Regions from separate parts of the Homo sapiens genome. Here region 1 is linked to region 2. A link is a loop called in an ENCODE intact Hi-C map of the cell type or tissue named here. Cell type or tissue: dorsolateral prefrontal cortex. All regions are shown on one strand. Links, peaks and the distances in the headings refer to the core of each region. The heading gives the core; the rest is flanking DNA. Region 1 overlaps CDYL2 (chromodomain Y like 2). Region 2 overlaps CDYL2 (chromodomain Y like 2).

Region 1 (16,234 bases), core at 3,728-11,727, 57 kb before region 2:
TTTTGAAATCCAGCCAGTTGTTACCATATTGGAATATAGTCCTAGGGCTGCTGATTTGCAGTTCTATTAATTTTTTTTTAAAGAGAAGAGAAGCTGGGAATCTGGACTTTAAGTGAAGTCTGCAAGTTGTTAAAGTCTGCTCAGTTTTTTAAGCAAGCTCAGCCAACAATAATGGGTTATGATAAAAGCACAGTGTCCTAGTGAGTGGTCTCTATGTTGTGCCATATTGCTGGAGAACCTCCTGCAGCCTCACTGGTGTCCCTCCCCCTGCCCCACACCCTCACACCTGCAAAAGGGGGCCTTCTAAGCTACCTGGTAGTGTTCTTTCCTGGATTGTCTAGTTGTTAAGGGAAGATCCCGCCTGGGCTGTCTGAGCCAGGAATTATTCCCAGTCTGTCTTGGGCACTTGGCTTCCTTTGCCCTACATTCTTGGGGTTACTTTTCCTGTCTTCAGTACTGATTTAGAACAGTCAGAAGATTCCAGAATACTTGAGAGGATGCAAGGAAAATTGCTCAGAATTCACACTTTAGAAATCTGGCTGTAAGAAGAGAACAAGAGGTCACTACTGGAGTCGGTGCCAAATGGAACATTTCGAGCTTGTCTAAAGAAGCCTTTTTCTTCCCACAGCACAATTCACTACTGAATTCATAGCGCTTGGGATTATAAAGTCAGATCTCCCTGGGTCAGCAGGATAGGATAATTTGGTATCAATTTATTATGTTCTCAGCCTGTGCTTTTGCTCAGACAGAGTTGGATTTTAGTCCCCCATCATTTGCGGATTGTCATGGGAATGGGGAGTAATTGCCCTTATTTTCACGCAGGTACAGCCCAGCATTTTGTGCAGGTACCTGTTGGAGCCCAGGGGAGAAGGAAGGTCTCGGGAACAGAGCTAGTCTTCTGAGGTTTGCTTCCTTTCCATCCACTCTTTACATTCCAAGGACCTGTGTGTGGATAATACAGAGACAAGTGCGAGCTTTACCTTCTGCCTGCAGCAGCCTTGCTGATTGATAGCAGGAGGGGGTATCCTGACAGTCACAGGGCTGTGTAGTTGGGTCGCGGCCACGTGTTACTTCTTGTGGGTGAACCAGTGGTGTCACTGGTACCCCCTGCCCTTCCCTGTCTTCTGGGTCAAGAGGGACAACATAAGTGGAAGGTCGCTGGAGAAACCCTTCCAAGCTGTCCTGGTCATAGGGAGGATTGAATTGACTCCAAATTTCTCCAGAGGCATCACAGAGCAATGCTATCATTGTGGTATTTTGCTACCAAAAGCTAAATCTAGGGCAGAAATCACCTCTTGCTCCAGGTTGATAACTTGCGCACTGTCATCTCTTTGTGGTAGTAGTAATAACAACAATAATTATAACAGCTGACGTTTACTCACTGTGTTCCTACAGTACACAGCCATCATTTGAAGTGTTTTAATCCTCACACCAACTCCATGAAGGGGGTACTGTTTTTATATTCTTTTTAGGGATGAGGAATTGAAGGCACAGAAAGGTCTGGTGGCTTTCTCAAGGCCACACAGCTAGTAAGTGTCAGGCTGGGATTATGTACTGCGGGCACTCTTGATTCCAGTCTACTGGACTGCTTGTTGCTGTGGGTATTTGAGTATTTATGTGTTTCTTTTGGCTCCTGTTTGCATGGTCACTGGCTGTCATAGGGAATGGTGATCGGCTTTTCCAGTTGCTCAGGTGACACAGAAGAGGTTGGCTGGTGTCATGGACAGCACATGGGATTTGGAGTTAGAAGGTCTCAGTTAAAAACCCTCAGGCCCCTGCATTCTAGCTGGGGGACCCTCGGGCAGTTTGCTTGAACCTCTCACCTTGATTGGTTTGTTGAACTTGCAGGGTGCTAGCAGCACCTGCCCCCAGCGTGGGGGAGTGGTTTTGCAGATTAAAGTGTTGTGAATGCACTTCCTCGATGGAGGGCCTCTAGCACCATGGTTTCGTCATCCTGTATCTGTCACTCACCCTGTAGGTCAGGGGTTTTTCACATTTGTGGCATCAGAGAGACCCTTAGGTTTCTGTTTACAGAGGCATCCCAGGCCTAGGGGAGACAGGTGGCTCAGTGGCACTGGTTCCTACTGCTAGGCTTGCAGAGCTCACTGCAGGAGGACTGTGGGTGGGGATCCAGGACTGTCCACTTCCTTCTCCTGGGGGACATGCTGCCAGCTGTCACAGAGATAACATTACCGTTCTGTTCCTCTGTCAACTGGAAGAGAGCTTGACCAGAAAATTCCTTTGCTGTGTTGACCCATGCCACTAAAACCTTAGTTTGGTGGAGACCCCTATATGGCCTTTGACTGTAGGTCTTACAGAGCTGGAATATTACCTATCACATGGGCAAGTTGCTTAACCTCCTAGAGCCTCAGTTTCTTCACCTGTATTTTGAAGACAATGACATTTTCTTGTAAGGTTGTTGGGAGGATTAAATAAAATGATGGAAATAAAGTACCTTCTATAGGGTGCTCCTACATGCTAATTTCTTTTTTTCCTTCTTTTGGTCATCACCTTGTTGCTTTCTCAGGTCAGGAGGTCTGAACAGGGCTTCCTGCAGAAAGGATATCTTCATGGTGTCAGTGTAAAGCTGGTGTTAAAGGATGCAATGTGTGAAGGGGAAAGAAATCTCTGCTTTCCAGAGCTGTGCTATGGTTAATAGAGTTGCTTAGGGAATGGGGAGGTGAAAATAAAGGCAAAGAGGAGCAGGCCTAGGGAGCAGGATGTCAGCAGTACACATGTGCTAACCAGACCCAGCGTGTGTTCCCCAGGGCTCCTGCCTTTTCTGCGTCTCTGGACTTAGAATCACACTGATCTGATCTCAGTCTTTTGCTGCTTCTGTGTAGCTTTGATGAGTTGCTCTAACTTCTCTGTGCTTCAGTTTCTTTATTTTCCAAACAGGAATAATGATACCTAATTCCTGGGGGTTTTGAACATATTAAATGGGTGAATAAATGAATGAATGAGTATCAGGTGTCTATATGACTCACTCCAGTAGGGAGGTTCCCTTTTCCCTTTGCAGAAGCAGCAGAAGAGGCAGGAGGAATAGTACAGTCCCACCACCACCGCAACCACTAAGTGATCTCTTTACCACTTACTGGGTGCCAAGCCTGTGTTCAGGCACTTTATCAGCACCATTTCTTCTGGGGAGACCAGGATGTTGCTTTCAGTTCTTACTTATCTTCATCCTTAATTGATTTTGAAGGGGTTAAATTAAAAAAAATACTAAAACAATTTGAACTGATATATATTATAGAAAATCTTGATGGACTGAGATGAAAGGGGCAAAAAAACCCCCAAAAAACAAACAAACAAACAAACAAAAAACAGAGAAAATAATCTTACTTGCATTAAGATGACAACAAATTAAGATAGAGCTCACAATGTCTGGGGTTTCTGGGGGCTAATGCCAATCCCGCTTCACTGGGATGTAGGTGAGACCTGTGGCTACACAAGTTTTAAGAAACATCTCTCCTGACCCATTCATACACCCCAGTTCCAGGTTGAAGTGCTGCTACTTCTGTTAGAGCTGATGAATCACTGCAGACAGCTGTGGGGCTTTTTGTCTGTGGTTCCTTGAGATTTAGACTGCAAATAAAGACTTTCACACTTTGTGACTTCTTTTGAATTCTCTCTATTTTATAAAACGAAGAGATTTTAAGAACTTAAGAAGATAACACTTTCTGGTTTGAGGGCTCCCTCACAATGTCTGCGCTTACCATTTAAGGTTTTACTTCTGGGAGCAGAAGTATTGGGTTTTGCTGTGTAATTGTTTCCTGTTTTATTGAGGGCTTAACATGGAACCTGGAGGTTTGCCTACCATGAAGTTGATGTTCAATACATGTAAGTGGAAACAAAAATGACGACATGCTACCAAAGGAAGGTTTTGTGATTTAGACCATCAATGAGTCCGTCCGTCGGTCCATCCCTCCATACAGCCATCCACCCACCTACCCACCCACCCACCCTCTTACCCATCCATACATTTATTCATCTTTGTACTCACCTATCGATTCATCCACCCATTCATCTACCCATCCACCTATCTGTCCTTCATTTATTCATCCATCCATCCATCCATCCATCCATTCTTTTTCCATCCTTCACCCATCTACCCACTCACCCATTCATATATCCACTCATTTATCCACTCAACCACCCAGTCTTTCATTTTACATCTGTCTATTTGTCAGTCCATCCATCTGCCCATCTATCCATCAATCCATCTATCCATCCACCCACTCACTCACCCACCTACCCTGTCACCCATCCATACATCTCTTCATCCATGCACTCACCTACCCATTCATCCACCCTTTCTACCCATCCACCTATCTATCCTCCATCCATCCATCCATCCATTCATCCATTCATTCTCCATCCATCCTCCACCTATCTACCCACTCACCCATTTATATATCCACTCATTCATCCCAACCCACCTACTCTTTCATTCATCCATCTATTCATTCGTTAGTGTATCCATCTATTCATCCATCCATCCATCCATCCATCCATCCATCCATGCATCCATCCTCCATCCATCCTCCACCCTTCTACCCACTCAACCATTTATATATCCACTCGTTCATCCCCTAACCCACCCACTGTTTTATTCATCCATCCATCCATTTGTCAGTCCATCCATCCATCCCATCCATCCATTAATTCTGTCAAGTGAATATTCTGGAATGTGTTTAATCAATCCTTGTTGTTGGACATTAGGTAGTGTTAAAGTGTTTCCTGTTGATGTTGATGCTTCTTTAGTGACATCTTAGTGGTTAAGAGTCTGGGCTAGGTAGGCACACTGCCTGGGTTTGCATTCTGACCCCACCTCGTATTGTGTGACCTTGGATGATTCTTGATCTCTGTATATCTCAGTTTTCTCATCTGTAAAAGTAGAGATTACATTAGGATCTGTTTCTTATTTTTTAAAGGGTTAAAATACACAATCCATTTGAAGCATAGAACTGTGCCTAGTAAGTGCACATGGTTCCCATAACGTGGTGATGTTGAAACCTTGCACATTGTTCTGGTTATTTCCTTAGGCTGTTTTCTGAAAGTGGAATTACTAACCAAAACATGTAACTCTTTCAAAGGTTTTTCATGGGCGTTGCCAAATTGTCCTTCAGGAATGTTGTAAATTAGTCCAACATTAACAGCTCCCCCGTATGAGAATGCCCATTTTACCTGAACATCTGCCAATGCTGGGCGATTATTTAATTTTTGCCAATTTTGTGAAAATTGCCAATTCATTTTTTTCAATACTTTTATTACTGGTGAATTTAAATATCTTTTATTTGTTTACTGGTGAATTTAAATATCTGTTGTTTGTTTAAATATCTTTTGTTTTATTTATTTTATTTAGATATCATCTATTACCCTCACACACTTCTTTTTCGTGACCTTTTCCATTAATATGTTCATCTGTTTCTTAGATCATAGAATTCATTTCAGTATTAAAAATAACTTTACCACCTATGCTGCAAATATTTTCCCCATAATGTTTTTTTAAAACCTAGATTATGACACTTTTTGATATATGAAAATTTAAAATGTTTAATAAAAGCTTTTATGTTTTTCTGTAAGCCTAGACCTTGTCTGTCTCTAAATCACAAGTGTGTGTGTGCATTTTTTTTTTACATTTAATTCTTGAGGTAAATTGGATTCATGTTGGTTAATGATATAAGGTAGGCATTTTATAATTTCCCTTTACTTAACCAGTTGTCCCAATCCCACTTTATTGAATCTAGAATCTAAAATACCATTTTATTATATATAAAATTCTTATACACACATCTTATATAGTACATGTTATATATATATTATGTATATATATGTTTCTGGGCTTTTTATGCAATTTGGTTTTTTGTCTATGCTTACTTACTACCTTATTGTAGCTTTATTTTTTAATAATTGGCAGTAGAAGTCTTGAATTCTTTTTTTGTTTGTTTGTTTCAGAAATTTCTGGGCTATTCCTGTTTGTTATTTACTTAAAATAAACTTGTCAAGTTTAAAAAATCCAGATGGGGTTTTGATTGAAATTGCTTTAAGTTGAAAAAATTAACATGTTTATAGTAATGAAACTTCCCATCCACAAATATAGAAGTGTCTCTATTTGGTAAAACCTCTTTTTTTTTTTTTAGTGTATCACAGTTAAGTTTTGTGGATTGCTTCATTTAATCCTGCACATTTCTCATTAAATATATTTCTAAGCATTTTCTATTTTCGTTGCCTTTATAAATAGACTTTTTTTCTACTATATTTTCTCACTGGTTATTACTGATTGTTGATTAGATCTGTATTTGGGAACTACACATCTTTCTGAATATTTAAATTCATTCTAAAGTATTTCAGTTCATTCACTTGGGCTGTGAAGATATATGACTGTGTATGCAAATAATATTTTAGAGATTCTTTTGTATAGATCACTTCTCATTTTTATTTCCTGCCTTATTGCATTGGCTAGAAGTTCTAAACTGATATTAAAAATAATGGTTTTGAATGTCAGGCTTGAATTTTTAATGCTGAAATTTTGTGTACTACAGAACTTGGATGGGTGGGTGGTCATAGTTGTACTTTTGAATTAGGCCTTTTAAATGGTTCTCAAATACATATGTCTGTTCATATGTCTGGCTGTTTCTATACTCACTTCACAACCTCCTCCACCGTAGAAGTGAAAATAAAGAATGAGAATATATCTCAGTAGGATCATGGGCTACATGATGGAAGTTTTAGTGGGGAAAACAAGTGGCAAGTTTCATCCACTCTGGTTTTTGGTGCATCTTCCTGGACGTGCTCATTCCACAGAGCAAGGTTAGCAAGGAACACTGAACTGACAAACTTGTCCATGTGGTTGTCAATCCTGCCCGATTTAGTCAGCCTCTTTTTCTGAGTTAGAGACCTGTAAGTAGCTTTTCTGTCTTCTGTAATTTCTCTCTGCACCCGTCCCCTCCTCTGGCACCCACCACCCTCCACAGCCACATGGGGAAGACCCTAGCAAAGACAGTGACATTGCCCCCAAGTCGTTTCATCCTGGGCATCAATGTACGTGACTCAGCTTTGTGCTCCACAGACTTGGGCTGCTTTGTTGGTATAGCCCAGATCAGCATTTCAGGTAATTGGGCTGTAATTGGCCTGCCGTGGACAGCAGGTCCCCAGTGTGAGGCTTCTGTTTTTGGGGAGTTTCCCTGATTGGCAGGGAGTAAGGCAGTGACCTCTCTGTCTCTCTGAGAGCAGCGCTTCTATGACTCATTCTGGCTCCCACCTCCCACACCTGAGCTCTGAGCTGGTGCGTCTTGTTCCATGGGCTGGTGTGGGTGGCGGTGTGGATGGCAGAGCAGGATGCCAGCACACTCCTGGGAGGCAGTGCTAGGGTCTCTCTGGTGTGCTGGGTGCTATCCTGGGACTGCTGGTGCCCGGCTGCTGTGTGAATCTGCCCCGCTGGGGCTTAGCTCCTGATCTTTTGTCCTATGACACCTCCAAATTTCTCCCTCCTTCCCACTGACATTTCTTTCTTTAGCTCTTGCATCTCCCCATTCTATTCTTTTTTAGATTGTGATAAAATACATATAACATAAAATTTACCATCTTAACCATTTTTAAGTGTGCATTTCCGAGGTATTAAGTACATTTACATTGATGTGCAGTAATCACCACTGTCCACCCACAGAACTCTTTTCATCTTGCAAAACTGAATCTCTGTCCCCATTAAACACTAATCCCACATTCTCCCCTTCTCCCCCAGTCCTTGGTAACCACGATTCCACTTTCTGTCTCTATGAAATAAAATACTCTAGGGACCTCAGATAAGTGGAATCATACAGTCTTTTCATGACTGGCTTATTTCATTCAGCGTGACGTCCTCAGCGTTCATCCATATTGAAGTATATGTCAGAATTTACTTCCCTTTAAAGGCTGACTATACTCCATTGTGTGTGTATACCACGTTTTGTTTATCCATTCATCCATTGATGGAAAATCGGGTTGCTTCCACCTTTTTCACCTTGTGAAATACTCCTCTGATCTTTTACAGCTGAAGACAATAGTGGTCAAAGCATGTAGCGCTTTTTTTACAAAGTTGTTCCTATGAATTTTCACAAGAATTAGAAATTTGCCACTATCATCATCTCCATTTTATAGATGAGGAAACTGAAGCTTGGCGAAGTTAAATAATTTGCCCAAAGTTACCTTTAAAAAATAGCTTAACTGAGATATGTTCACATACCATATGACTCACCAATTGAAAGTGTACAAGTCAGTGATTTTTAGTGTATTTACAGAGTTGTGCAACATCACCACAGTTAATTGTAGCATATTTTTATCACCTGAAAAAGAAACGGTATACCCTTTAGTTATCACCCGCCTATTCTTGTGTCCCCACCTTAGCCCTGGCAACTGCAAATCTGCTTTCTATCCCTATGGATTTGCCTATTCTGGAATTTCATATGAATAGACTGGCACAATGTATAGTCTCTTGTGTCTGGCTTTTTTCACTTAGCATAATATTTTCTAATTCTCCTAGTTGTAGCATGTAGCATTAGTACTCATTTCTTTTTGTTTCCTAAAATTCCTTTTTTTAAAAAAAAAATAGACATGGGATTACTGGGTATATACCCAAGGAATTATAAATCATTCTACCATAAAGACAGATGCGCATGTATGTTTATTGCAGCACTATTCAAAATAGTAAAGACTTGTAACCAACCCGAATGCCCACCAGTGATAGACTGGATAAAGAAAATGTGGCACATATACACCATGGAATACTATGCAGCCATAAAAAAGGATGGGTTCATGTCCTTTGCAGGGACATGGATGAAGCTGGAAACCATCATTCTCAGCAAACTAACACAGAAACAGAAAACCAAACACTGCATGTTCTCACTCATAGTGGGAGTTGAACAGTGAGAACACATGGACACAGGGAGGGGAACATCACACATGGGGCCTGTCGGGGGGCTGGGGGCTAGGGGAGGGATAGCTTTAGGAGAAATGCCCAATGTAGATGACAGGTTGATGGGTGCAGCAAACCACCATGGCACATGTATACCTATGTAACAAACCTGCACGTTCTGCACATGTAACCCAGAACTTAAAGTATAAAACAACAACAACAACAACAACCAGTCCCTAAATGCATTAGAAAAAAGAATCTCTCCCATGAGGCTGGGCATTCTTTAGAGAAATGGTTCTCAAAGTGTGGTTCCCAGACCTGGGGACTTGGAAATGCAGATTCTCAGCCTTACCCCAGACCTACTGAATCGGAAACTCTGGATGTGCAGCCCAGCCATCTGTGTCTTAACAAAGCCTTCACCTGATCCTGATGCACACCAAAGTTTGAGAACCAGTGCTTTGGAGAAACTTGCCAAGAAAGAGACAAAGAGAAAACCACCACCACTAGCAGCAGCAGCAACAGCAGCAACAACAGTCCAGGCAACAGCTGGTATGAAGAGCCATGCTCACGGTACCTAGAGCAAGGTACAGTTTAATACAGTGGCTGAAGAGCTCACGCTCTGCAATTCTCACAGCCCTGGGTTTGAACCCCAGCTTTGGTACTTGCTGGCTGCCACTTCCCTTAACCCCTGAATCTGCAAAATAGGGATAATGATTCCTCCCTTTTAAGGTTGTTCCAAGGACTCGGTGAGACCTTACCTGTAAGGCACTTAGCACAGAGCAGCACATTAAGTAAAAGCCACTATACCAGAAAGGAAACTCAAGCAAATCCATCCTCTGCAAAAGTGTTAACATCTCTGTGAGTTCAACATCCTGTGGAACAGCAGTCTACATGGGGTACTTACACACTGGTAGGTACAAGCAGACTTGGTCTGGGGGCATGGATAGATTTGTGAGGCTCAATTTCAAGATCCTCAGTTTTCCTACAGGCTGTCCTGAAACTGATCTGCCTGCAAAGGGGGCATGAAGCAAATTCTCTTTCCTTGTCTTCTCTTTCCACAGGAGCCCTTCTCCCACGTAACAAAAGAAAGGCAGAGTCTCAGCCATCCCAAATCTGAATACGATGCATCATGTAATATAAATTTCCAGGGCTCCAACAGAGGATAAATGGAAATACTGAGGTTGTGAACAATGATTAGATAATAAATCCATGTGCAAGTGAACAGTTCAAATGACTGGGTAACAAGTCCTTATCCAAGTCAAGTGGTTCGTACATAATTGAAGGAAGCCCTAATTGGGCTGTAAGTTGATAGATCATTAAAAATAATTTTTGATGATTAAAAAAATAGAGATGACGTCTCACTATGTTGGCCAGTCTCATCTTGAACTCCTAGACTCAAGTGATCCTCCCACTTTGGCCTCCTAAAGTGCTGGGGTGACAGGTGTGAGCCACTATACCCAGCCTTATTTTCTGAGATTACTTTTTGAACTCAGACATCTGAGTCCACAGTCCCAGTGTTCAGCCACATTGCTGTCCTGTCTCCTCCTTCAAACATTGTATACAAGTTCATGTTTACCTGTTGATATCTTCCCAGCTTCCCCTCATATTCAAGAGACTGGGGGTTCAGCTTTGTACCTCTCTTGCTCACTGTCATGTTGCACATAAGGGCTTCGTAAATTAAAAATTAGTAACTTGAAAATAAGTGCTTAGTCTGTTGAATGCTGTGTGTTGGACAGTGTTGCAAACTAAACTCACGCAAGGAGTCACTTGTGTTAGTATTCTGTGCATGATGGTTACGTATCGTGTTTTGCCGTTAGAAACGAGAACAGACAAATGAGAACATGTTCGTTAAAGGGCTCTGAAACAGTGTGAATTATAAATGTATTGATGGTGGGGATGTGTCACCATTTGCAGTTAGGTTCAGGAGCTGATGAACAACCCACGAGATGGAGGTTTGCACACAGTGGCCTTGGGCCTGTGGCCAGCTGTGACAGCTGGGAGTTCCACAGTCTCAAGGTCACTGGCCTATGTCATAAAAGGCTGGTTACTGAGGACAAGCTGGGAAGGTGACCCTTAGTCCAGCGGATGGAGCCACCTGGGGTGAGGAGTAATTACTTGCTTGAGGCCCCTGAGCTACTAAGTGCAGACCCGAGTCTCTGTGATTCCTAAGTGCCTGCCTTGCCCTGCTCTCTCTAGCCTTGGATGTGGACAGGCTGTGTTGGAGGCTGGTTAGGGACCAAAACATTCTCTGAAAGTAGGAGCTGTTTGCAGCTCCCTGACTGCAGGTTTCTTTTGAAGAGGCAATGCAAATGGAAGGGGTGGTCTGAAAGCAGTGCCATGGCTTCAGAGTACTCTGTCGAGAGTCCAGTGATTATTGCTATGTGGTCCCTGAGAAAAAAAGGTCTATGCACAAAACTTCCCGGAGCTTTTCTAGAATAGACACCAGAGCTCTAGTTGGAGCCTGGGGGCCATTCCCTGGGGGTCTGGGCTGCCTCTGAGAATTCCCTCCCTTCCCTCTAGCCAGATCACTGGAGCCTTATAGTATCAAACATGGGGATGGTATTAATCACTCACATTCAGTGAGTGCCCATTCAGTGCCAGGCACGTAACTAAGTGCTTTGCATCATTTAGCTCATTAATTTTTGACAATGTCGTGGTTATTATTAACTTCATTTTACAGATGAGGAAACTGATGCATAGAGAAGGGGAAAACTTGTAAAACTCTTTAAGGATGTCACTCAGACTGTACTTTATTTTTCTCAGAAAAAAATTTAATTTATGTAAAGACTCATTGTAACATGGAGTAGAGACAATATGAATTTTCTTTGTGGCTTACTGGCAAATACAGTAGCTTGGGCATGATCTATTCTTGGTTGCCATGTTTCTCACTTTTGTGGTTCATCTCACTTTGTTTATCTAATTGGAATCTCTTTTTCTGCCATTATTTTGTGTTCTTCTGAGAAGTTCTCACCCTTGAGGGTGGACAGAGGTAAGCAAGAGGCATGGCTGGGAGAAACAACTAAGTATCAAGGAAGAAGTTAAGGTTGGGAGATAAATGTGGCTTTTGTGATGATTTGACGCAGGGCACCTTCATGGAATTGATGAAGGAAACAGAGGAGGAAACTCAGTGCTCAGGGATCACTGGGAAGCCTTTGAATGGAGGGGCATCAACAGCATCATAGCCTGGGAGGACCAAGGATTGTCAGTCATTGGACCATATCGTGGTGGCAGGTCCATTATGACTTCTAGCTTTAAATTGAAAACACCGTAGCAGCAGGTTACAAAATTAGGAACCAGTTCTAGAGGGAATGTGTAATAGTATGTGGCAGTGATCCATTCAACACCTGCATTTCCTAGAATGCATTCCTAAGCTTAAGCAGGTATATCTGTGCTCCCAGGGCCCAACATGGTGTCTTTCACATAGTGGGTGCTTATGCAGTAAACCCCCTTGAATGAGTAAGTTCAAGCCCCATGCCTTTAATTGTCAAATAGGCTGACTCCCTAGGAGAAAGGCTTCTCCTTAGCTGCCTTCCCAAACCTGCTTCCCTATTCTGAGTTTCTCTCCAGTTGCTTTCCACCTAGATGTCCTCTAATTACAGCTACTCTAGATCCACACCATGTCTGGTTTCCAAATCTTCCATCACCCTCAATGCATTAGTCTTTAGTGTTGTTGTCCTCATGGCTCATGGATCTGTCTTAACTATCTCAACCTCGTGCCTATGGAAAGTGTTCCTCAAAAACTTCATGGTACAGACACAAAGATGATTATGACCCCGAAGTCCTACTCCATGTAGCGTGGCTACCATGGTTCTAACTTGAAATCTCCTTGCCTTTCCCCGGCCCCCAACCAGGAATATGCAACAAGATTTATATATTGGCCAAATAAAGTCTCTGGGTAACTCTATTGAAATACGGAGCTTTGCATGATGGGATTCCCTAATATAGTCCATCAGAAGATAACTGATATGAGATGCCCATCCAAGTATCTAAAGGAAGTATGGGGTCTTGGTATTACTAAATTCCTTGACTGTAACTTTTTATAGATTTTCTAATCTGTTACCTTAATTCCTGGCAATGATTAGTTAGCAAAGCCAGTTTCCCATTCAGAATAATTTCTGAAAGGCCTTGTGGGTCTTGCCATGAGGAGTAGACTTAATCCTGTTGGGGAGTCATTGCAGAGTTTTAAGAGGGCAAAAAGACAATACAATTTATATTTTAGAAAGCTCATCCTGGCTTCTGAGTGGAGATGAGATTGGAGGAAGGAGATTGAAGGCAGAAAATGAGTTGGGAGCCATTGCAATAGTTCTGGTTAAAGGCAATCACTGGGTCTGTGATCTGTTAGAAGAGCTTCTTCTAACATCCTGACAGTTGCATCACTGCATTACTTTATCTTTAGAGCACCTATGGGCAGCTTCCTTTGTGGTGACAACTGCTTTACTTGAGTTTATTGAGAAAGCACTTGCGAAGAGGCACATCCAAGATACTTCATTTCCTCTTGCTCAGGCATTTCTCCATCTTGGCATAGTGATGATGTCCCCAGGGCAAGGGGACTTAAAAACTGCAGCTTCCTACTGCGTATAAAGAGAGGACACAGATGTCTTCAAGGAAGCCTCCATAAACCTGTCCAGGGAACCTTGGAGAATGTCCAGAATTTTCAACATTTTTGGAATGTTAGTATAGGGCAAAGCCGTTGCAAGCCCAAATGGCAAGATGAAACTATTCACAGTGCTTCTACAAGATATATAAAATGATTTCCAACTCATTCCATCCCTGACCGCTCCCCAGCCTGCTGCAACTATGGCCCCTTTGAGATTCTTGGGGTTACTTGAAATGCACACAGTGGAGATTCTGCAGTAATATTTAAGAGCTTTTTTTGACCACTGATTTTGTGAATCCAACTTCTTTGTCTCCTCCTAACTCTATACTTCTCCCAGGGAACTGCCTCAACCTTGCCCACAAGAGACATCAGCTGTTCAGGGTTGTGGGGTAGAAATGGCTGTAGAAAGAACGTTATCAGTAGATATAGGCTACATTGGCTTGTTGCTATAACAGTCACTCTTTTCTGTGGATCTTTGAGTCTGTTTTGATCAATGGCTTTATCACATCTTTTGGGACACTAAATAGATAATGATACTTCACGACACAATTCAAAATAATTAAAAAATAATAGATGTGTGTTTATGTGTGTGTGTATTTTCCATTCATCAACTTTCCCAACTTGACCCTTGTTTAGAGAGGTTATAACCAATCCAAAGAAAATGTGCAGACCTTAAGAGAGGTTAGTGTTGTTTTTGGTAACAATTGGAATAAAAGGAAATTCTTACATCACAGTCTGCCAATTCAAAGTCATCTTCAAATCTCATGTAATGCCCGGATTCTTAGGCTTCCTTGTAAATGTTTTCATACATTAATCTACTTAGTTATTTCAGGTATTTTAAAATTGTATTCATTCTTTGGTAGGTAAAACATGCTCATGGTACAAAATTCAAAAGGAGCAAAAGGGTAAATAGGTAAAGTAGTTCCCTTCAGACATCTCCCAGACATAACTAGAGTTAGTTACCAGTTTTGTGAACTTCCTTCCAAAGATATTCTGTGCATATTCAAGCTTATATGTTTATAGAGAAACCTTTTTTTCTTGTTTGGGACACTGTGTTTTTTTCCGTATTGCAACCTGTGGCAATCAGAAGGCTCTTTCCAACACGATGACTAAAAGGGCCTCCAAACTTGAGTGTAACTTTTTATGCAAGGGACATACCATATGTCACCGAACCCAAGATAAGAGGTCCCACTAAGACAGAAAACTGTGCAGCCCATTAAACTATGATACTCTCTCAGTTGTAGAATGTATCCTGATTTCAGAGATGTTAAAATGTGGAAAAAGTGTTTTCATCATCAGTGAAATGTGGTACTTCATGTTCTCATTATTCAGTGTCATCCACACACTGTCATCATTATGGATTTCGTCAATAAAAATGATGACTCTCATAATTTGCATTATGACTGTCTATTTAATTCTGGAGAGAAAAGTGGCTGTGAATACAGAGCCTTGCACTATCCTTGGCCAGAAAATTTCTATCCTGTTTCAATCTGTGCTGACTTTCCTTGCGGCCTAGTGCATCTCTGTCACCCTGGATCCCCTTCACCATCAGCTTGGGGATCTTTTGCCTTTTTTTTTTTTTAACTGTGCTGCATCTCTTATGTGTTGGGTTTCATGTATGCTCTTTGTTGATTTATATCCTTGTTATGGTGGAGCACATCCTCAAGTAGATTCTTCAGAGAGTTAGATGGAAAGTTAACCTTTAGAGATTTCGCATTTCTGAAAATGTCTTCATCCTGCTTTCCCATCTGATTGATGATTTGGCTAAGTATAGAATTCTAGGTTGAGAATCATTTTTGTTAAGATTTTGAAAGATTGCTTCCAGTGTTCAATGTTGCTGTTGAGAAATCTGAAGCCATTCTGATTCCTGGTTCTTCCACTGTAAAACTATTTTGCTCTCCAGAAGATTTCACAGTCTTATCTTTGAAATCCCATTCTGAATTTTTATAGGGATATGTGCTGGGTTAGGCCTATTTTTGGTCATTGTGTGGGGTTCCTGGTGGGCTCTTTGAATCTGGAAACACATATTCTTTGTTGTGGGAATTTTTCAGAATTATGTTATTGATTTTCTCCTTTTTAGTTATCTGTTCTCACTTTTTTGAACTTTTGTTATTCAGATGTTGGATTTCTTGGTCCTCTAAATTTCTTGCATTTCCTCTCCTGTACTCCTTCTGATTGTGTTACTGTCTTATATTTCAGAAGATTCCTCAATTTCATCTTCTAATCCTTCTGCTTTTGCGCTGATGTTTTTAGTTTTCAAGAGCTTCACTTTTTGGTTTTGTTAATATTCCTTTTTTATTTCATCCTGTTCTTATTTTGCATGTCAATTGTTTTCTCTTGTCTCTGGAAGGATACTTATTTAATAGCTTTATGGAAGTATAATTTATGTACAACAATTTGTACATATTTAAAGCATAACATTTGATAAGCTTTGACATATTTTACCTGGGAAGTTGTCACCTCTGTCAGTCTAATGAACATATCTATCATTTTCCAGATGTTTCCTCTTGCCTCCTTGTAATCTATCTACTCTTTCCACTCCTTCCTACCCTCATTAACCATACTGATCTGTTTTCTGCCAGTGCAGATTAGTTTACATTTTCACAATTTTATATAAATGTGATCATACAATGTGTGCTCCCTTTTGTCTGGCTTCTTTAAGTATAATTACTCTGAGATTCATCCATGTTCTTGTGTGTATCAGTAATTCATTCTTTTTTATATCTAAGTAATAGCTCATTGCT
Region 2 (16,234 bases), core at 2,954-10,953:
GACTTGGGCTTTTTCTATCAACAGAACAAATTACAATTCAGGTTCTGTTTGAGGTGCTCCTGAGAAGAGGAAAAGAGTCAGAAACCTACACAAAGATGTATAGAAGATTAGGTCCTGAGAGATGCCGGAGATCAAAGTATGCTGGGGTATTTGGGAGCCAGCTTTCCCCTGAGTTTTTTGTGGTTATTCCAGTGTTTCAGGAAAAACAGTGTTTTCTGAACCTGCAAAAACCTTGTGTTTGTTTGCTTTTTTAAATTGGGGGTGAAACAATGTATATAAAAGCAGTTTTGTCAACTGAAGTTCATATGTATCGGAGTCATCCATTCATCTTGTAGTGATGCTTTTCCTGTATCTTAATTCTTTCAGTTTTTCTTTATTATTATATATTTTACCGATGGGGACACCAAGGCCAGAGAGGTGGGGTGACATGCCCAAGGTCATACAGATAGAAAATGACAGAGCCAAGGTGTCTTCCTCCACATACCAGGCTATTAGAGATGGTCCTGTTAATACTGCTCATCATTGGTATTGGGTTAAGTAGAAATTGTTGACAAGCCACCCAGTGGCTTTGTGAATGGGACCAGAGGTAGAAGAACTAGCCTTGATGTCCCCCATAAAGCTACCTGTGACTCTGTGATTGCAACCTCCAGTAATTTGGAGGGAACAAAACTAAGCTCCGCCTCCAATGTGGCCCCAAATAGCCATCTAGACCCTGCACCCTTGCTAACCTTCAGCTTTTCATGTAGCCCAACTATGCATAGCCACCTTCCATGCATGGAAGCACTTATCTAAGTAGGTATACTCTCTCTTCTTCCCATGGAGGAGTTGACTGTTTTAAGGGGTCATATTCTGAAAGGTGGAGGAACATTCTGTCTTTAGACACCACTAAGGTTTGTGGTCACAGGAGTCTATGCAAGATTACTGTGGAATGCAAACGTACATAGTTGTGTATTTTCCGCAACAACCCCAAGAGATAGGCGCTATACTTCTGCCTTGCTCTATGAGTCATCTGAGGCCCAAAGAGGTTTAATAACTTGCTCAAGAACACATGATAAGAGGCATAGCAGGGGATTTAAAACAGATCGTTTTGTTACAAAGCCCTGTTCTTAAATATTTTGCTAATGCCATTTTGATAAGTGTCATCTATTAATCTATCCATCCATTTATGAACCCACTTCTGTCCCCACCTTTTCATCCATCCCACATCTGTCCATCCATCCATCCAGCCAGCCAGCCAGCCATCCATCCATCTATTCATTTATTTATCCATCTAGTCACCCATACATCCTACCATCCATCTATCCATCTATCCAGCCATCTATTCATTTATTTATACATCTAGTCACCCATACATCCCACCATCCATCTATCCATTCATCCATTCATCCACCCACCCATCCACCCATCCATCCATCCACCCACCCACGCACTCATCCATTGTGTTGGCTATTTGTCTAACATGGTCCTCCACTTCATCCTGGGGAAGAAATTTCTCCATCCCGGGAAGTGAGCATATATTGTCTAGAGCTGGAGGCTTCCATGAGAATACACCACATCCCTTAGCTCCCAGGAAATATCTGGGCGCTGCTGCTGTTCCTAGGTTGGTGTCCTCACAAATGCTGCTGTTTCAGGCAATGTCAGATTGCTTACTCTCTTTCCTCCCTCAGTAAACCTGTAGAGAGTTTCTCCCTACAATGTTCACAAAAAGAGCAAAGCTGCAGGCTCTTCCAGAAATCCTTGGCGTTCTGAAGCATTATTACAAAGGAATACTCAGTAACTCCATTCCTTAACCCAAAGGTTGGATATTGGATTAGTTAGGCATGATTTTACTTTTTCAAAAATGTTACAGAGTTTGTGTATTATATCTAAAAATTATCTAATAAATCTAAAAGACCTGTTCCCAGGACGTTTAATAAGGAAACAAATTTTGATAGCCAGTTTGGATGGAGATAAATTAATTAAGGAAACAATTTAAATTGTCTATGAAGAGGCAGTATTATAAAGAGGCAGTATGGTCTAGTTATTTGCATATTTATTAAGTGCAAGGCAAAGAAAGTGGTTTAATTATTTTGCATGACCTCTGTTGTGCAAAAGCCATTGATGAGACAATCCCACTTTTCAAAGTTTTTTCACTTTTTAGGATTAAAATTCTAAACATACTAAAATTCAAACACGTAAACATAAACATCCATATAAATTACCCCATGTATTCATTACCCATTTTCAACAATTATCAACTATGACTGTACTCACCTTTGCTCACCTGTTTTATTTTTCTTTTTGTAAGTTTCAGAGGCTTATTCCTGACTCGACTTAATTTTATTGGGTCAAAATTCCATTCTAGAAAAGCATATTATATTGATATTGAAGTAGAATAAACTTTTGAATATAACTGCTTACTTTTTCATTGAAATTTAGCATTTGGAGGGTACAACATTGGGAATTTTCCACCTTCTTTTAATTGAAAAAGTTTCAAGTCTACAGCAAAGTTGAAAGAATACTAAATGAACCCTCACATACCCTTCAGTTAAATACAACAGTTATTAGCATCGAGACTGGCATTTTCCGAGTGTATTTTTCCACGGGATTACATAAAGACAAGGGAGGTTTTCTTGCCTTTGAAGACATGTAGACAGTAGCTCATGGCTTTAGGGCCTGACACATAAAGGTTCAAATCCCACCAGTATCGCCTGCGAGCTGTGCATGGTAGGCGAGTTGCCTTATATGCAATATCTTCATCTATCAAATGGAAAAATAATAGTGGTGTACACCCACAGGGACATGTGAGGTGCATAGTAGGTACTCAGCAAATGTTACCTATCTCTTTGCCTCCTAGCTGTGCCTCTGTGTTGCAGCTGGGGGAGCTGTGTGGGGAGAGCTGGACATTTTCAGTTCAAGTCCTTTTTGGTCACTGTGGAAGATTTTTGCAGTTAAGAGAGTTAGTATGGCCTAGTGAGTAAGAGAATAAGTCTGAGGTGAGAGTGGTTCAAACCCCAGTTCTGCCCTTACCATTCTGGAACTTGGTTAAGTTACTTGGTCTCTCTGAGCCCTCGTTCTCTGACTGTAAATTGGGGATAGAAAAATATTTACTTCATTGAGTTTTTGTCCACGAGAAAATGAGATGGGAGAGTCTATGCCCAGCATTTAGTATAGTGTCTGGCTCATAAGCACCCAGTGAATGTTAATGATCATTGGTATTGTTATAAGTAAGGATAAATTGGCATAGTACCTCCCATATAATTGCTCAATAAATGTTACTTATTATAAATAAGGATGAAGAACTCACACCAAATTGGTCTTTAATAGCCTGCATCTACTTTGGTGCAATGAAAAGAATAAAGATCTCTTGTGAAACCTTGCAAGGCAATTTCAAATAAAAGTAAGCCTGGATGGACATGTGGCTACCACCAGCTGGGCGTGTCATCTAGCGTCATCATGGGAAATGGCTGCATGTGCCTTAGGTTCCATCCAGTGATGTCGTAAAATAAACCAGCCTTCTTGAACCCTCCTGCCAGTGTTGGCTTCTGGCATTGAATGGCTCGTGGCTCACCCCCTGGCTAGGGTAGATGCCTCTATCCCAAAGGCTTTATGGTGTTCTTGTTGCCTCGAACTGAGTTTTTTCCTCCCTCTCTCTCTGTTTTCTGACCCTCTCATCTTGTATCGCAGGTTGAAAGGATTGTAGACAAGAGGAAGAACAAGAAAGGAAAATGGGAGTATCTTATCCGATGGAAAGGCTACGGGAGCACCGAGGACACGTGGGAGCCGGAGCACCACCTCTTGCACTGTGAGGAGTTTATTGATGAATTCAATGGGTTGCACATGTCCAAGGACAAGAGGATCAAGTCAGGGAAGCAGTCCAGTACCTCCAAGCTGCTGCGTGACAGTCGAGGCCCGTCGGTTGAGAAACTGTCCCACAGACCTTCAGATCCTGGAAAGAGCAAGGGGACCTCCCATAAACGGAAGCGAATTAACCCTCCCCTGGCCAAGCCAAAAAAAGGGTATTCAGGCAAGCCCTCTTCAGGAGGTGACAGGGCCACCAAGACGGTGTCTTACAGGACTACCCCCAGTGGTTTGCAAATAATGCCCCTGAAAAAGTCTCAGAACGGGATGGAAAATGGGGACGCCGGCTCTGAGAAGGATGAGAGGCACTTTGGAAATGGGTCCCATCAGCCTGGCTTGGATTTGAATGATCATGTTGGAGAGCAAGATATGGGTGAATGTGACGTGAATCACGCTACACTGGCGGAGAACGGGCTCGGTTTGTAGCTTTTCTTTCTCTTGGGTTTGGCTCTGGCCATGGCGAAAGGGGAGCTCTGCCTGTAGCCTAGGGACATACATAAGACCCCCACCTCCATCCCCGTCTCTTAGCTAGCCAGCAATTCCCCCTTCATCTCTCTCACCTAGAGCTTTGTGGACTCGGTCGTAGGCCCATGTTGGTTACAGACCCTCATGCATGTGGGGAGGCTAAGCCTCTGATGCTCCAGCCAAGGTCTGGAATGGGTCCAAAGTTCCAGACTCTTATTTCAAGACACCCAAGGCCATGGTAACCCCTCTAGACCCACTTCCCTGAGGGCAGCTCAAGTCCTCACCCCCAGGACCCAAGACACGTGTCCTCAGCGGGCCAGTGCCTCCCAGGGCACAGTGCAGAGCCCTTGCTTGCAGCCTCATCATGCCCCCAGCAGTGTAGCCCAGAGAGGTAGGGTCTGGGTTGGGGTCCGTGCCGTCTTCTCAGACACAGTGTGGACTTGGAGTTCACCACGCCAGTGCCTGTGCTGGAGCCTCTTGTCCTTCTGCTATCTCTAGGTTGGATGATTGACCTATATTAGGTCCTGTCTTAGTCTGTTCAGGCTGCTGTCACAAAACACCTTAGAATGGGTAATTTATGAAAAATGGAAATCTAATTTCTCACAATTCTGAAGGCTAGAAGTCCATGATGAAGGCACCAGCAGATGCTGCATCGGGTGAGGGCCTGTTCCTCTTAGCTGGTGCCTTCTGTGTCCTCACATGATAGAAGGGGCAAGGCAGCGCCCATCAGCCTCTTTTATAAGGGCCACTAATCCCATCCACAAGGATGGAGCTCTTATGACTTAATTACCTCCTAAAGGCCCCTCCTCTTAATGCTGTGACTGTGTTGTGGCTTAGGTTTCTTCATATGAAATTTGGCAGAACATAAATGTTCAGACTGTAGTGGGTCCTAAATGCTGTCTTGACCTCATCCTGCACTAATTCTTTCGATTGGCAGCCTCTTACTCTAACACAGCCTGCATATGTTGTGTTAGGTTATGGAATTCCTCCTTTTTCCAAAGTCTCTGTAGGCAAAATTAAGGAAACAGGAGGTGATGACCCATGTAGTTCATACTCCCAAACATGAGATTTCCTGTGTGGTCACATTGCCCCTTACCTGAGTCCTTCATGGCATCAGTCTTTCAGGTTAGCTGCTTGTGCCAGTTATGTGCAGTCCCTCACTTCTCAGACACCTGTGTGTCTACCTGGTGGCATTTGTCTCTTTGGCTGCCAGAGACCCGAGCCTTGGAATGTCCAGAAATCTTACAGGAGTGTGGACAACCATTGCCCAACAGGGCAGGGCCATCAGATTCCCTGATGAAACCAGGGTGCGTGTGGAGACCGGGATGCTTGGATGCAGGGGGAATGGTTAGAAGGGCTCACAGAAGGTTGGGGTGATGAGGCCAACACACTTCAGTGTGACGATGGTAGATTTGGAGTCCAGAACGTGCAGAGCTGGCTCCCCTGCAAGAGCTTGCTGTCTTTAGGTACTCTTGCTGAGAAATCTGAGCAATCCGTGTTGAGGCTCCTCTTTCTCCAGAGAGAGGAATTTCACCCAAACAGGATTTACTTAGCATCTTTGCCCCAGACTGACTCACGTTTCCGTCTCGGGATCCCTGACGCTGACGTGACTGTGCCTGTGAACATATGTAAAAGCTGTTTGTTTTAGAAATTCATCTCTCGGGGAGAAGTGGGCTCGTGTAAATGGGGCTTGGCATAAACACCCGTGTTTGATGTTGCTGTGACGGCTGCTGGCGGTGGCGGAGTTCCCTGTCTCAGGAAGGGTGGCGAGGGGAGATTTTGTGGCCCTTTGGGTGCAGGGGCAAGGCTCTGGCGGGGTTCCCTGCATTCCAGCTGTTAGCAGCTCCCTGCCCTGCTCATATGGGGCAATCCCAAGAGTAAAGCATGAGGGAGGAAGATTTGCTGACTGTAGCTGACAGTCTGCAGTGTGAAGGAGAGAAGCCAGACTCATAGAGGGGTCTACATGAGGGTGTGCCTCTTGTGCTGTGCAATCTTCTGCGGTGAGGCAGAGCTGCGAGCTCTGTGCTCTTCACCCTTCGGCTTTGCTGATGCCCCCTGGTCCATGACCTGGTGATAAGGCATGGTACCCCACAAGCAGGGAAAACAGGTGAGGGCCAACCTGTTGAGATCCGTTGATTGTCCTGTTAGCTCCAAAATGCTATTCTAGACCTTTCTTGTCTCTCTGATCTCTTATCTTCCTCATATTTGCCTGACGTTGTGTGTTCTCTACTCCCACTTGAGCCAATGCTGGCCTCTATTTTGTTCTGTTTTGTCTGTTTCAAAAGGGCCCTTTTGCTTAATCACATCCCATAGCACTGGTGCCCGTAAGGTTAAGGCACTGGTTCTCAGATTCTGCATGTATTAGATTATCTGGCAACTGATGAGAGATGCAGATCCCATGGAATCTGATTTCCTAAGTCTAGGGTGGAGCCCAGGAGATGGACTTGTTAACAAACTTCCTGGGTGACTCTACCGCATTTTGAGATGAGCTTTGTGGCCAAATGTGTGGGGGGTGGGACCTTGAAGTTTCACATCAGGTGTCAATTTAATTCAATTCAATACTGATTTTTTTTTATGACTTCCTAAGAGTTATTCACCATGCTGGGTGCTTGAAGTAGAGTAATGAAGAGATAGGTATGGACTTTTCCCTCTGAAACTTATAGCTTCCCTCTGAAACTTGCCAGGAAGTTGGAATGCCGGCCTCTGGCCCCATGCTGAGAAGGCGCCCGAGGCTGGCTCCATGGAAGGAGTAACACATATTACATACATGTGCATGGCTTCACCATACCCACAATGACGTCTTCTGTGGTCACTCGTGTGATAATTGTCCCAGCCACCATCAGCCTTTCACCTTCTAGTCAGAACTAGCTTGTTAGCCAGGTCTGGGGGAACTGGGAAGAGGAAAAGACTGAGAATCCTTGCTTGAGAGAGAAGGAGAGTGTTGAAGAGAGTGGTTTGAGGTTCCTGGACAAGACCCAAGACAGGGGATGCCGTGGTTCCAGAATTTTTCAGCAACAGGCCAGAGGTGTAGTCCAGCAAAACGTGTTTCCATGTGTGTTTTCAGCCAGAGGGAAGCTTTGCTGAAGCCAGTGTTCAGGCCCACGTAGCCCTGAATGTCCTCCTTCTACCCTCTTCCCTAACCTCACCTTCCCTTATCTGGACTAAAGGATCCAGTCTCCAGGGGCCCAAGGGTGAGCACTGGGGGTTTGCAGCACAAAGGAGGGCTCATCTTAGCCCAGCAGAAGGGGTTGGGGGATCCTGGCTGCAGTTGCACAGCATTTGTTTTGGGGGTGGGCTGTTGCTTTTTATATGGTTTTAGCTTCTCTTTGGTGAGTTAAGGTTCTGCATACAGAACAGCAACTTATGTAACATGTTACTCATTTACTGCTGACTTCCCTGATCTACTGTGGAACAAATGCTAAATTGGGGCTCCGGCGGGTGGTGTTTTGGTTTCAGACTGCGCTTTTTCCCCAGCAGTGTTTGTGGGGCGTGTGCAGCAGTTCTACACTGCTCTTGATTCTGAGTCTTCTCTGATAATGAGTACTGGCTTTGTGGTCCGGGGCCCATCTGCCTCAGTATCTCTTGGGGAGCTTGTTAAAACGGGCTGTATCCCAGTTGAATGAATCAGGATCTCAGGGGGCTGGAGGGGTGGGTTCTGCACGTTCATGCTGAATTGTAACAGCCACAGGTGTGTACAGGAGCTCCAGCAGATGTGTTTGGTCGTAAGAGATGGTTCATAGATCCATCTGTTGGTAGATCCATCTTTACTCCCTGGATTTGAAGCTTGTGAGAAGGAATGTGATCTGGTCCTTCAAAGTTTTAAAACCTGTCATAGTTTCTCTGCCTTGCTTGCAGTTTCTACTAGGCATCTCTCTCTTTTTTCTAAAACTACGCGAGTTTCATCGGTACAGAAAAGCTGGTGGGTTTGCTAACCCTTGCTGTGGTTCTGCCTTGGTGAACTGCTTAGCACTCGTCTAAACAGGCCAAAGCATCAGTGTTCTATGGATTCACACGAGCCTTTACTCTGTGAAACGTCCCTAACTAGGAGCCATCGTTTCTCTTTGAGCCCTAGAATAGCATAAAGACTTGCAGCGTTCTCCAAATTACCAGGAAGGTGATGAGCATCACTGTTGATGCCAGTCTTGTGGCCCCATGTCCACATTTCTGAAAGGACGTTTAAGATCCTTTCCTTGCATCTTGATGACTGTTGTCTGCTGCACAGACGTTGCATCTCACACATTGCATGATTCAGTGTTTGCAGAATTATCTCTACCATTGAACGAGTCATTCCACACAACACACACACGCAACATTTGCCATTTTCTCTCCATTGATCTTTTAAAATCGTCTCAGCTTTCACTTCTAGAACATTTGTTTATCTCTTCCTACTCACTCTTTCAACATGATTATCATTTTTCCCTTTATTGATTATAATGGATAACCATGTTTTAAAGGCAGTTGGAAACTAAGCGCAAGCAATGGGAAGTGGCCTATGGCTTTTGAGAATCTAGGGGCTCCCAAACATGGATCCGGCGTCAGAATCCCTTGGAGGGCATGTTGAAACACAGACTGTTGGGTGTACCTTCAGCATTCTGATTTAGTAGGTGTAGTGTGGAGCCTGAGAATCTGCACCTCCAGCAGAAGTTCCTAGATGCTGCTATTGGTCCAGTGAGCCCAGTTTCAGAACTACTGCTCTAGACTAATGAGCTCCAAGATGGCGGAGATGAAAATGCAGATGGTGTTGTGCCTGCCAGGTGGTGGTATTGAGGAAACTTGAAGTGCTTGTGCTCTGCACCTGGAGTTGGCATTCATAAGACTTTGTAAAGAGAAAGTTTGTGAAATGAAAAGCTGTAAGGTTGAAAGTTTTAGAGTATAAGTACTTCCCTGAGATGAGGCCTTGGAGTTTCCAAAGTACCTTGTGTGATCCTCATGGCAGTCGTGAGAGGTAGTTTTTCTACCCATTTTACAGAGGTGGAGACCGAGGTTACAAGTGTCCAGGTTGGAATTAGGAGAGAAACTCAGGCAATTTGACTGCAAATTTAACTATAGAGCTGGCCTCTATACCACGGCCCAGCTGGATTCCAGGCAGTAGAATTTCCCCAAGCCCTGATTACTGACAGAGACATTTTGTGACTGGGGGAGGGTCAGGAGTGCTTGGTGGTACAGGATGTACTTCTTTGACACCCTCCTTGTTTGTTTATTTATTTATTTATTTATATATTTTTATTATTATACTTTAAGTTTTAGGGTACATGTGTACAATGTGCAGGTTAGTTACATATGTATACATGTGACATGCTGGCACAATGCACCCACTAACTCGTCATCTAGCATTAGGTATATCTCCCAATGCTATCCCTCCCCCCTCCCCCCACCCCACAACAGTCCCCAGAGTGTGATGTTCCCCTTCCTGTGTCCATGTGTTCTCATTGTTCAGTTCCCACCTATGAGTGAGAATATGCAGTGTTTGGTTTTTTGTTCTTGCGATAGTTTACTGAGAATGATGATTTCCAGTTTCATCCATGTCCCTACAAAGGACGTGAACTCATCATTTTTTATGGCTGCATAGTATTCCATGGTGTATATGTGCCACATTTTCTTAATCCAATCTATCATTGTTGGACATTTGGGCTGGTTCCAAGTCTTTGCTATTGTGAATAGTGCCGCAATAAACATACGTGTGCATGTGTCTTTATAGCAGCATGATTTATAGTCCTTTGGGTATATACCCAGTAATGGGATGGCTAGGTCAAATGGTATTTCTAGTTCTAGATCCCTGAGGAATCGCCACACTGACTTCCACAATGGTTGAACTACTTTACAGTCCCACCAACAGTGTAAAAGTGTTCCTATTTCTCCACATCCTCTCCAGCACCTGTTGTTTCCTGACTTTTTAATGATTGCCATTCTAACTGGTGTGAGATGGTATCTCATTGTGGTTTTGATTTGCATTTCTCTGATGGCCAGTGGTGGTGAGCATTTTTTCATGTGTCTTTTGGCTGCATAAATGTCTTCTTTTGAGAAGTGTCTGTTCATGTCCTTCGCCCACTTTTTGATGGGGTTGTTTGTTTTTCTCTTGTAAATTTGTTTGAGTTCATCGTAGATTCTGGATATTAGCCCTTTGTCAGATGAGTAGGTTGCGAAAATTTTCTCCCATTTTGTGGGTTGCCTGTTCACTCTGATGGTAGTTTCTTTTGCTGTACAGAAGCTCTTTAGTTTAATTAGATCCCATTTGTCAATTTTGGCTTTTGTTGCCATTGCTTTTGGTGTTTTAGACATGAAGGCCTTGCCCGTGCCTATGTCCTGAATAGTAATGCCTAGGTTTTCTTCTAGGGTTTTTATGGTTTTAGGTCTAGCGTTTAAGTCTTTAATCCATCTTGAATTGATTTTTGTATAAGGTGTAAGGAAGGGATCCAGTTTCAGCTTTCTACATATGGCTAGCCAGTTTTCCCAGCACCATTTATTAAATAGGGAATCCTTTCCCCATTTCTTGTTTTTCTCAGGTTTGTCAAAGATCAGATAGTTGTAGATATGCAACGTTATTTCTGAGGGCTCTGTTCTGTTCCATTGATCTATATCTCTGTTTTGGTACCAGTACCATGCTGTTTTGGTTACTGTAGCCTTGTAGTATAGTTTGAAGTCAGGTAGCGTGATGCCTCCAGCTTTGTTCTTTTGGCTTAGGATTGACTTGGCAATGTGGGCTCTTTTTTGGTTATTTATTTATTTATTTTTATTTTTATTTTTATTTTTTTGAGATGGAGTCTCGCTCTGTCGCCCAGGCTGGAGTGCAGTGGTGCAATCTTGGCTCACTGCAAGCTCCGCCTCCTGAGTTCACGCCATTCTCCTGCCTCAGCCTCCCGAGTAGCTGGGACTACAGGCGCCTGCCACCATGCCCAGCTGATTTTTTTTGTATTTTTATTAGAGACGGGGTTTCACCGTGTTGGGCAGCATGGTCTCATCTCCTGACCTCGTGGTCCGCCCGCCTCAGCCTCCCAAAGTGCTGGGATTCCAGGCGTGCGCCACTGCGCCTGGCCGACACCTCCTTGTTTATTGATAGATGGGTATGGTGCTTCTGAGCCTGAAACGCTGTGACTAACTCCATGCCACTCAATCTGAAAACCTAGATAACATCATCACTTCCATAGAGAAATACAACTCAACAAAACAGCCTAAAGGAGGGCTAGAAAGCCTGAAGAGAGAAATAACTATTAAAGAAATTGGGCCAGGAGTGGTGGCTCATGCCTGTAATCCCAGCACTTTGGGAGGCTGAGGCAGTGGATAGCTTGAGCCCAGGAGTTCAAGACCAGCCTGGGCAACATGGCGAAACCCTGTCTCTCCAAAAAAATACAAAAATTAGCCAGGTGTGGTGGCACATGCCTGTAGTCCCAGCTTTCCAGGGAGCTGAGGTGGGAGGATCACTTGAGCCCAGGAGGTGGAGGCTGCAGTGAGCTGTGATTGTGCCACTGCACTCCAGCCTGGGCGACAGAGCGAGACTCTGTCTCAAAAAAAAAAAAAAAAAAAAAAAAATACATTGAATTGGTTGTTAAAAAGTCCTCAGAAGAAGTAAGAAAGGAGGAACACAAGGCCCAGAGGGTTTTGCAGGCAAATCTAAACGTTCTAGAATAGATCATCTGACCACACATTCTAGAGCAGATAACCCCTCCCTTATCCAAATGATTATGGAGAACAGGAAAATGGGAAAATACTCCCAACTCCTGTGACGAGGTCAGTATGACCTGGATTTCCAAACCAGACAAAGAGAGGAGGAGAAATGCAAATTACAAGTCAATCTCACTTCAGAATGCAGTAGTGAAAGTCCTGAATAACCTTCTGGGCTTATTATAGTTCCCTTGATACTTCCTCAAAACTACGACTGTTTCAGAAACATCTCATTCCTTGCCCTGAACTTGACCCCAGTTCATTGCCTTTAGAATCACCACTGCTTCTCTGGGTGAGGAGCTTGTCCCAGAAGAGGCCCAGGGAAACTGGTTCAGGAAGGCTCTGACTGTCATCGGCAGTGGCCCCACACTATCTGGTGAACCACTGAGAGGTCAGGAAGGGTGTTCCCGGGGCAGCCTCTTGTCAGCACAGGTATCCATGTATCCACTTCCCTGAGCCCAGCTGTTCTTCCTGACCCACTTCAAGTACCCACCCCCAGGCCAACACACTTTCACTAACCTTTTCAATTTTTAAAAGCAGATGATTTTTCCAAGTCAGTAACAACAAAAACTTGAGGGTTTTTTAATCTTTTGTCTTTCACAGGGTGGCAAGTAAGGAAGGTGTGCTAATGAACTAACTTAAAACCCTTTGATGTGGTGGTGTTAAGACCCTGTCCAACTTGGCCACCGCCCTATGCACATGGAAAGTGCCAGGCTGTGATGGGAAATCCGACTCTTTAACCAGGAGCAACTTGACCTATGGCAGATCCAAGGGGAGAATCGATTCTCCCCGCTTGGCTCCTGAATTCTGGATTTGATTTTGGTGCCCAGAAGAGGATGATGGAGTCTTGACCACTGTCAAGGTTTAGAAACCAACTAATTGCTTTTCCTACCTGCTCAGCTGTCGTTTTCCTCCCTCAATGTCCTTAGGAAAGTCTTAGGCACTGTTTGCTCATGGCTATCCATCAGGGGACTTCCAAAAAGGGTATAGTGGGGGAGTGGAAGCGATCCTCCCCAGGAGCAAGCAGTAAGCGGGTACAGTGTCTGTAGAGGGCTCCAAAACAATAATAAAACTTCACCTCCTAATGTCGGTGAAAAGCCGCTCTCCTTATTGAGGGTTCCAAAACAATAATAAAACTTCACCTCCTAATGTCGGTGAAAAGCCGCTCTCCCTGTTGAGGGTTCCAAAACAATAATAAAACTTCACCTCCTAATGTCGGTGAAAAGCCACTCTCCCCATTGAGGTGGATCCCAGGGCCTTCCTCCACCCTGACTCCTCACACAAAGCAGCCAGTCTTCATGAATGATGATGATAATGGTGGCAGCGGTGGTGGTGGTGGTGATGGTAGCAATAGTAGCTAACATTTCTTGAGGTCTTACTGCAGGTAACGCCTAGCTCTTTGTATTTGATCTACTAAATGTGATTTAATTTCCTCAGTGGTTCTCTGATGGAGCAGTTTAACAACATAGCAACATAACAAGGTTACCTGGGATCAACCTTGTTTATAGATGGGGAAGCTGAGGCTCAGCAAGGGTAAGACACAGCACTGAGAGAAGGAATTAGGGTGTGGTGCCGGGTCTGGGGATGCTGAAGCTGTTGGGGGTCTGTGACCAGTTTTGTAAATGAAGAAAGGTACTTCAGGGATTCAGGTTGAAGCCAACAGACCTTTCCCAGATGCCAAGGGCATTGTTCTGGCCAACACCCCTGGGCCTGCCTTTGAGGCATCTTCAGTAGTATCAGAGATGCTGACTTGGCATTCCAGGGAGGTGGAACCTCTGGTCCTGGTGATTTTCCTTAGGGCCTTAGATTAAAACACACACACATGTATGCATGTACATACACATGCACATATTCACATCACAGATGTACACATCACACACTCATGCACACATCATATATACACACACACCTGCACATCTATGCATTGTAAAGGGGACTCCCTCAATTGTCAAAGTTTATTTCAATGCTAGAAGAAATGGCAAAAAAAGGACAAAGATCTTCACCAACTGATGAATGGATAAACAAAATGTCGTCTTCCCAGACGACGGATGTTATTCAGTCATAAAGAGCAATGAATAGTGGACATATGCGGCAACGTGGATGAACCTCAAAACCACATATGATATGATTCCACTTATGTCAAATGTCCAGAATAGGTGAATCTGTAGAGACAGAAAGTAGATTAGCCGTTGCCAGGGGCTAAGGGGAGGAGGGAGTGGGGAATGACTGCTAATGGGTACGGCATTTCATTTTGAGCAATGAAAATGTTCTGGAATTAGATTATGGGGACAGTTGCACAACTCTGCAAGTCACACTAAAAATCACTGAATTGTGCACTTTATATGGGTGAATTTTATAGTATGTAAAATAAATCTCAGTAAAGCTGTTTTTGTTTTAAAAAAAAGGAGAAGAAAAAGAAGCTAGCAAGTAGGATGAAAAATAACAGCTACCGTTTCCCTACTGCTTGCCATGTGCAAGGGAGCCTTCTAAATGCTCTCCAAGAAGCTGTGCATTGAATTTCCTCGACAGCCCCCATTTCTACACTGGAAAATTAATGCTTAAAGAAGACACGTGCATTGCTTGAGTTAGTCCAAGTGTCACAGAAGGTGGAGCTGGAATGGAACCACAGTGCCCACTCGTGAACCCAGGCTCCCATGTGGGAAATCGAGGTACTCTTAGTGAACCAAGGGACGCTGTATTAGTTCCCTATGGCTGCTGTAACAAATTCCTCCCAACTTGGTGGCTTAAAGCAACACCACCTTCTTCCCTTATAGTTCTGGAGTCAGAAATCTAAAATGCATTGGCAGGGCTGTGCTCCTTCTGGAGGCCCTGTGGGAGAATCCATTTCCTTGCCTTTTCCAGCTTCCAGAGGCTGCACGTTCTCCTCGGCTCGTGGTCCCTCATCTCTATAACCTTTGCATCCATCCTCACATCTCCTTCTCTTGACTCCAAGCCCCCTGCCTCCCTCTTACAAGGACTTATGTGATTACACTGAACCAACCAAGATAATACAGGATAATCTCCCATCTCCAAATCCTTAACTTAATCCCATTCACAAAGTCCTTTTTGCCATGTCAGGTACCACATTCATAGGTCCCAGGGATTAGGATATGAGATCTTTAAGGATTTGCTATTCATCCCACCACAGGCATTTAGGAGAGTTTGAGGGGAAGAAAGGGTATGCATATGGGTTTGTATTCTTGAATGGGCAAGAAACCTGCTGGTAACAAGGAAATGTTAATTTTGTCGTCTAGATTATTAAAATTATTTCATTTAAGTGCACTTGCACATCTGTGCATTGTGAAGGAAACTACCTTAATTGTCAAAGCTTATTTCAATGCTAGAAGAAATAGCAAAAGCCACATCAAGTAGATTATTTCATTTAAGCGAAATAATTATTTTGTTTAAATGAAATAATCTACTTGGTGTGGACTTTGATATAACTGGAAAGTGTTGAAGTTGACTTAAATTCACTTGTTGATTTTTTTAAAATTATTTATTTATTTATTTTTGAGACAGAGTCTTGCTCTGTCGCCCAGGCTGGAGTGCAATGGCATGATCTTGGCTCACTGCAACCTCCGCCTCCCGGGTCCAAACGATTCTCCTGCCTCTGCCTCCTGAGTAGGTGGGATTACAGGTGCATGCCACCATGCCCGGCTAATTTTTTTGTACTTTTAGTAGAAATGGGGTTTCACCATGTTGGCCAGGCTGGTCTTGAACTCCTGACCTCAAGTGATCCACCCACCTCGGCCTCCCAAAGTGCTGGGATTACAGGCATGAGCCACCACGCCCGGCCTCCCTTGTTGATTTTAGAGATGGGAGCAAGCAGCTCCTCCTACAAGACACAAAACACTTATCTAATCCTAGGATGCATTTCTATACGACAGTTACTGCATGACAGTGTTTTGTACAAGCCAGCGTGAGCCTTCCTAGTGCCCAATGAGCTGCTGTTAATAATGACAATAACAGCAATTGCACCAACAACAGATATTTATTAAGCCCTTGCTATGAGTCAGGTGTTGGTGGGCTAAGGATGTTACATTTAGCAGCTCTGTTAATCCTGACAATTCTATGAAGTAGGTTGTCTTTTTATCCCTGGTTTGCACATAAAGAAATGGAGGCTTTACAAAGTTAGTTAGGCAGCTGGCCTGCAGCCTCCAGATGGTAACAAGGTAGAGCCAGAATTGTGGTCCTCTTTCTTCCTTTCCTTTCCTTTCTTTTCCTTTCCTTTCCTTTCCTTTCCTTTCCTTTCCTTTCCTTTCCTTTCCTT

The links. A loop is a pair of places that touch in the nucleus more often than their neighbours do. Peaks named below come from ENCODE experiments on the same cell type or tissue, not always from the same donor. Only the 100,000 strongest peaks of a DNase experiment are listed, where the experiment ranks them.
Region 1: a loop joins it to region 2, with 4 times the contacts of the local background. A loop is called at or near these places in 1 of 110 quality-filtered maps.

The regions. Positions count from the first base shown.
Region 1 is chr16:80,730,751-80,746,984 of GRCh38, reverse strand. The region is part of intron 1 of CDYL2 (chromodomain Y like 2); the gene reads left to right. Among named protein-coding and RNA genes, the nearest start is that of CDYL2, 66 kb to the left of the region's middle. RefSeq lists a silencer at 7,159-7,318. In dorsolateral prefrontal cortex, for the core only: no CTCF peak of the experiment used is centred there; a DNase peak (open chromatin) is centred at 7,294; H3K27ac peaks cover 563 bases.
Region 2 is chr16:80,672,562-80,688,795 of GRCh38, reverse strand. CDYL2 (chromodomain Y like 2) reads left to right here. Exons shown (of 7, transcript NM_152342.4): 2 at 3,667-4,258. Among named protein-coding and RNA genes, the nearest start is that of LINC01227, 110 kb to the right of the region's middle. In dorsolateral prefrontal cortex, for the core only: no CTCF peak of the experiment used is centred there; DNase peaks (open chromatin) are centred at 5,915 and 7,765; H3K27ac peaks cover 4,698 bases.